Regions from separate parts of the Homo sapiens genome. Here region 2 is linked to region 1. Evidence: chromatin contacts called from ENCODE Hi-C data. All regions are on one chromosome and are shown on one strand. Each heading gives the region's core, a stretch centred on a gene start or an enhancer-like site at or near the end of the contact. The rest is flanking DNA. Distances are from core to core; before and after follow the strand shown.

Region 1 (3,031 bases), core at 1-2,500:
TGGATGGACAAAGATAGAAAGGTTGGATAACAGTTTGTGTTGGCAAACAGGCACTCTCTTTGCAGATGGGAATATAGATTGAAGACACCTCCTTGCAGGTAATTTTTTGGCAATATTTGACAAAATTGGAAACTCCCCTTCACCTAGCACAATTTCCTTGAGGTATTTATTCTAAGAAAATAAGCAATTTTAGAGCAAAGATTTATCTACACTGAAGTTTCCCATAGCAATCACAGTATTGTTTCTAATATTAGTAATACAAAAAGAAACAACCTGTATGTCTAACACTAATCGATTCTAATTTATGGTGCAACTGAACAATGGACCAAAATGATGCTGTTGGAAGTTTTTAATGATGTGGAACCGCTTGCAAATTATTAAGCTAAAAGAAAGTAGGTTACAAGATAGCAGGAAGAATAAACCATTAAAAATACCAATCTGTGCACTGACAAATGTTATAAATATTTTACGTTATGTTATGTTATAAACATTTTATAATATAAAAAAATGTTAACTGAAGTTACTTCCTGGATGAATTACAGGTGATTTCATTGTCTTCTAGAATTTTCTTTTCCAAAAATGTTGTGTATGCGTGTAATTATTATTTTAATAGGAGACACTCTCCTTTGGTGATATAATTTAAACAGGACGGTACTGACTGATAACCTCCCGGGGAAGGCAGGGAGCCAAGTACTACAGACTTGTATGTTTCCATGGAAATCTAACGCGCCTTTGATTATCACAGATTCTGGAGAAGAGTGAGGACTTGGGTTCACCAGTGCGTTCCCAAGGACAGGCTGGGCTTCTGAGGAAGTTGCCCACCCTCTCGGAATCTGGTTTGGCCTCCGTAAAATGGGCAGATCCCGCTCGGATGGCCCGGTTCCCGGCTTCCTTTTGCGGGTCAACGGCAGCGTCACGCGCGCGAGCGCGGTCTGCAAAGCCCCCAGCGCTGGGCGTCACGCGGGGATTGCTGTCGCCGCTGCCAGCCGCAGCAGCGACGCGAACTCGGGGCGCCCGGCCCGGGCGCGCGGGGGCGGGGACGCGCACGCGGCGAGGGCGGCGGGTGCGACGGGGGCGGGGACGGGGGCGGGGACGGGGGCGAAGGGGGCGGGGACGGGGGCGCCCCGGCCTAAGCGGGACTAGGAGGGCGCGCCACCCGCTTCCGCTGCCCGCCGGGGAATCCCCCGGGCTGGCGCGCAGGGAAGTTCCCGAACGCGCGGGCATAAAAGGGCAGCCGGCGCCCGCGCGCCACAGCTCTGCAGCTCGTGGCAGCGGCGCAGCGCTCCAGCCATGTCGCGCGGCCTCCAGCTTCTGCTCCTGAGCTGCGGTAGGGCTCGCGAGCGCCTGTCTCGCCTGTCGCCCCCCGCCCCTCCACGACACCCCCTCCCGTCGGTCGCTTGCTCACGACGCGCTCTCTCTTTCTTGTAGCCTACAGCCTGGCTCCCGCGACGCCGGAGGTGAAGGTGGCTTGCTCCGAAGATGTGGACTTGCCCTGCACCGCCCCCTGGGATCCGCAGGTTCCCTACACGGTCTCCTGGGTCAAGGTAGGTGCTGCGATACCCACGGGCTGGGGTTTGGTGGGCTCATTTGAAGACAGCAGGAACCATCTCCCCTAGGCTGGCGACCCTCTGTGGCTGCCAGGTGGGGGCGAGGGGCGTCTCCCGCAGCTGAACTTGGAGTACCCAGCCTCCCGTCGCGCCTCCCCCACCCCATCCGCATCCAGGTACAGGGCCGAATTAGGTTTTGCTCTCCGCAGACCTCAATCCCCTTCCTGTCACTGAAGGTGGCCTGAGATGAATGATCCACTTAAGATGTTTTGGAAGGGCAGAGACTCTCATTTGGATTAATTCTGGAGGCCACCTGTGGTTGTGGGCCAGCAGGTCAGGAAGAAAGCAACAGGGACCTAGATTTGGGCATTGGACAGGGGGAATGTCTCCAGACTTCTGATTTCTTGTGTTTTGTGACTGTGATGCCCATGATACATGGGAGGGGGAGGGGGCAATTTGAAAGGAAAGGCTAAGACACAGAAGTGACTTAGGCCATTTCATCCATGGTAGTTATCAGTGGTCATCTCCTTTGTGGGATACCCTTGGCTTCCTCCCCTAGCCCTCCTCCTCCTTCCTCTGGCAGCCTTGAGAGCATCAGGTGGATGCATGAGCCGGAGCCCGCATGTGTAAGAACAGGCCTTGCTGCTCCTACTGTAAGTGGACTGAGTGACAAGGAGGCTTTTTCAAGGTTTCCTCTTGACTGAAACATTCTCAGATTCTAAGATGGCAATGATGGTGTCATTCCAAAGCCAAGCAGCTACTGTTTGATATCACTGGTCCTTCTTTAAGTCAGGCCACTGCTACCACAGCACCTCCATTTTAACCCAAATGAATATGATATTACAACCTTACTCTGTAGCTCTCACTGATTTGCTGTCTTACCACGGGGGCAAATCTCTGCACTTGTAGCTTTCCCCAAAATGCAGGGCGTTCTTCTGCCCACCATAAAAGATACTATAAGAAACTGTACGTCTTTGGCCACTTAACAGTACAAGGCATCATTGCGGTGATCTCTTTGTGTGTGTGTCTCCTAACTGGATGGTCAGTTCCCTGGGGGGCAGTGGCTGTATCCATACTTCTGTGTATTCTTCACGGCACCTAATTTTTGCCCTATAAATTGCAAAGGTGCTCTGTGAATTCAGCCCAGCACTTCATGAGTTATGCATGACGGGGATGGTGCTGCTGCCTCAGAGCATTGTATTGTGTATAAAAGTAAGGTGTTAAATATTCCTACTTCATTGGTACCTTACTTACTGTGGGATCAGAGAACACAACAATTCCGAAATTGTTCTCATAGTCAAAACAATAGTATTTTTAAAAATATTGTAAAAACAATTTTTGAATGCTCACCACGTGCCAAGCTCCAAGGTAAATATTTACATACATTATCCATTTCCATCCATCGGAAGAATGGACTTAGGGATTAGTACTGTTACTATTCCTACTTTACAGGTGAGGAAACTGAGCCTTAGGGAGGGAAATAA
Region 2 (3,068 bases), core at 461-2,960, 3.6 Mb after region 1:
GAATTTTCTCAGAATCAACTATCTCATTTACAATTAGGATAATCCTTTTTTATAATTTTAAACATCCAGGAGTTCATACAGTGGCTAAACTATAAGACCACCAACATTCCTGGAGTGTCAAAAGTAACTATACTTCTAGAATACGCCTCATAATATTAAAATATTTTGTGTATGAGATCAGAGCTGGAGTCCCGGTCAACTGTGGAGAATGGCCAATTCCAGCCTCCAAAATAAAGGCGGGGGTGGCGGTGTTGGGGGGGGGGAGGGGAGTCGCGCAGCAGAGAAAAGACGTAAGGGTGGAGAGGGACTTTCAAAATGCCCCAGTGCCACGGTTAACTATAACCTGGTTAATAAAATCTAAGCCAATGCTCTCAAGACGAGGAGGGCCACAGGCAGGGGAAACCGAGAATTAACTCATAGGCTGAGACTAAGTTATTCCACTTTCCATGTAACAGCGCCCCCCACAACTCCCCGTCTGCCCCAGAGTTAAGATTCCAAGGGGCAGCCCCCCCTCCTCAAACACACTAAAGAAGGGACACCAGAAAACAGCAAGTATAAGGGCCATCAACCACATCTTTTCCTTTCTCCCTCGAGAGAACATGAGTAATACCCTCAAATTCCAAATCCCCGCCAAAAAATAAAGAAACGCGCGCATCATGGGCCTACAATTTCTTTTCCCGCCCAGAGCCTGCCTGGGAAAGCCCCTGACCCAGAGAGTTGGGGGAAAGGCGGCCCAAACCACACGTGTGCGCCGCAAGGCTGGGCCTGTCTCAGCCCACTTCCCGTCGCCACCCCCAACGGCCTGAGCTCCCCCGGAGCCTCACTCGGGCCTTTCCTCAGGCCCTCCTGTCTGCTCCACGTGGGGCGCCGGGGCCTCGAACCGCCCGTCCCCTCCAGCCGAGTTTCCCCACCCGCCAGGCCACCGCGGCGTCGGGGTCCCATACCTGATGCTGTTGTCGCCCCTGCTGGTAAGGCTTAATTGGCCCCTGGTGGCAACGCCGCGTCCGGATCTTGCCGCCACCGCCCCCTCCGACTCCTCCGGCTCCCGAGGCCATGGCGGAGCCTCCGCCGCTTCCCGCTCCGGGGCGGGTAAGGGGGCGGGAGAGGCAGAGGCGGAGGCCTTAGAGAGCCTCCCCCGCCGCCCGGCCCCGGCCCAAAAGTCCGCCCGCGCTGTCCACACAGTGGGCACAAGCACCCCAGGAACCGCGAGGTTGCGAGCAGGAGCGGAGAGAGGGTGAGTGCTGGCAGCGGGGAAGGGGGTGGCGGCCGCAGAGGCCGAGGAGGCTCCGGTCCGGCCGCCTCTGCGGACCCCCGCCTCTGTGTGTGTCACGGTCTCTATGGAGATCTCCCGCAGAGGACAGCACGAACAGTTCCCCGCGGTGCTGAGGCCTAACTCGACCGCCGACTGGTGGGAGTTCTTCCGTCGCCCTAGCCGTAGCTGCCGCAGTTGAAGCCGCTGGCGACGCCCGCCTACCCCTCCCCTGTGCGCACAGCGCCCGCCCCGCCGCCGTCGTCGTCGTCGTCCCTGCAGCCTCCGCCGCCGTTGCGCCTATTACCCCTGCTAAGGCGGCTGCCGCGGTCGCGAGCCAGAATGTCGTCACTCATCGGCGCCCGACGCATTTGCATCATCATGCTGCGACGAGCTGATAGGCAAAGAGGAAGGGCTGGTCGAGTCCACGCTCTCGGCCGCGCGGCACGCTGGGAAACGTAGTTCAACAACGGAACGCGGCTTCTCGGAAAGGAAGAGGGACGGGGAAGGAGATCTCCGGGGCGCCGCAGAGGCACAAAGCCAAGGGGTACTTTTGCTGTTCTTGGCTGTAAATTAGACTTTGAAAAGACACTTAACATAAAAACAGTAACCTCTTCCCATTCTCCTTCTCCCTGTCGGTTGGTTAAGTAGGCAGGAAGTAAGCAGACAGTAAAATCAAAGACAAGAGCTAATGATTTAAGAAGGAGGAAAAAAAAATCTGTGGTTGAAAAATAAAGTCCATGATCCTTAGAATTAGAAAATATATACGGCTTCATTAATGTTTCTTTAAACATATAAAGGTTTTGTTGCAGACACACGGGGCTGGAATTCTGGTTCTGCCACCCAACCTATTTGACCTTGGATGAATCAAAACCGTCTGAGCCTTAGCTTCCTCCTCCATAAAATGGGAGCTTTAAAATCCACCTTATAAAGCTGTTGTGAGGAGCAGACGTGATCATCTATGGAGAGCATGTATATTTGCTAATAGACGAAAAATGCGATGAATGATTACAATTATAACCCATGCAGTCAGCTAACATTAGGGGTAAGTGATATATCCTTAACAATAAAAGTATACTATATTTGCTCCAAATATTTAGGAAACTGAGTAAGTGAGCTAGACTCAAAGACTGAATCCACAAAATGTATATTCTAGGAGTTGACGATTAGAAAGGTCCTGGTGATCACATAGTCCAACCCTCTCATTCAACCAACCAGACAAGATGTCCAGAGAAATTTAGGTGGCACAATCAATGACACTGAGATGGGTAATCAAAGCCAGGACTATAACCCAACTTTTCTGTAAGAGCTAAAGACAAATAGCCAAATGATTAGGGAGGAAAAATATGTTGTGAAAAATCTTAGACTTACTATAAATCTTTTTTTTTCTTTCTTTCTTTCTTTCTTTTTTTCTGAGAGACAGAGTCTTGCCCTGTCGCCCAGGCTGGAGTGCAGTGGCGCGATCTTGGCTCACTGCACCCTTTGCCTCCCAGGTTCAAGCTATTCTCCTGCCTCGGCTTCCTAAGTAGCTGGGACTACAGGCGTGCACCACCACGCCCAGCTGATTTGTGTATTTTTAGTAGAGATGGGGTTTCGCCATGTTGGCCAGGCTGGCCTTGAACTCCTGACCTCAAGTGATCCACCCGCCTTGGCCTCCCAAAGTGCTGGGATTACCCGTGTGAGCCGCCACGCCCAGCCTATTTACTATAAATCTCCCACTTACTAGCTGTGTAGCCTTGGGGAAGTTACTGATCCTGTTTCTTTCTTTTTTTTTTTTTTTTGAGACGAAGTTTTTTCCTCTTGTTTTGCCCAGGCTGGA

The links. Hi-C counts contacts between places; a loop is a spot of excess contacts on that map. Pooled maps may share reads with other maps.
Region 2: a map of CD8-positive, alpha-beta T cell shows a loop between it and region 1 (8-fold over the local background). The contact joins the promoter of NUP153-AS1 here to the promoter of CD83 in region 1. A Hi-C loop is called at or near these places in 1 of 168 maps with a recorded cell type or tissue (CD8-positive, alpha-beta T cell), 2 of 37 single-sample maps with no recorded cell type and 7 of 50 pooled maps.

Annotation. Positions count from the first base shown.
Region 1 is chr6:14,116,522-14,119,552 of GRCh38, forward strand. It overlaps CD83 (CD83 molecule), which reads left to right and starts at 1,251. Exons shown (of 5, transcript NM_004233.4): 1 at 1,251-1,327; 2 at 1,429-1,544. The coding sequence starts at 1,291. RefSeq lists silencers at 577-871, 999-1,118 and cis regulatory regions at 614-1,522, 862-1,678, 862-1,517, 1,683-2,183, 1,754-2,580 and 1 more.
Region 2 is chr6:17,705,333-17,708,400 of GRCh38, forward strand. NUP153-AS1 (NUP153 antisense RNA 1) reads left to right here and starts at 1,711. Exons shown (of 3, transcript NR_134618.1): 1 at 1,711-1,796; 2 at 2,062-2,294. NUP153 (nucleoporin 153) reads right to left here and starts at 1,593. Exons shown (of 22, transcript NM_005124.4): 1 at 945-1,593. The coding sequence starts at 1,055. RefSeq lists a silencer at 915-1,424 and enhancers at 1,011-1,705, 1,515-1,784.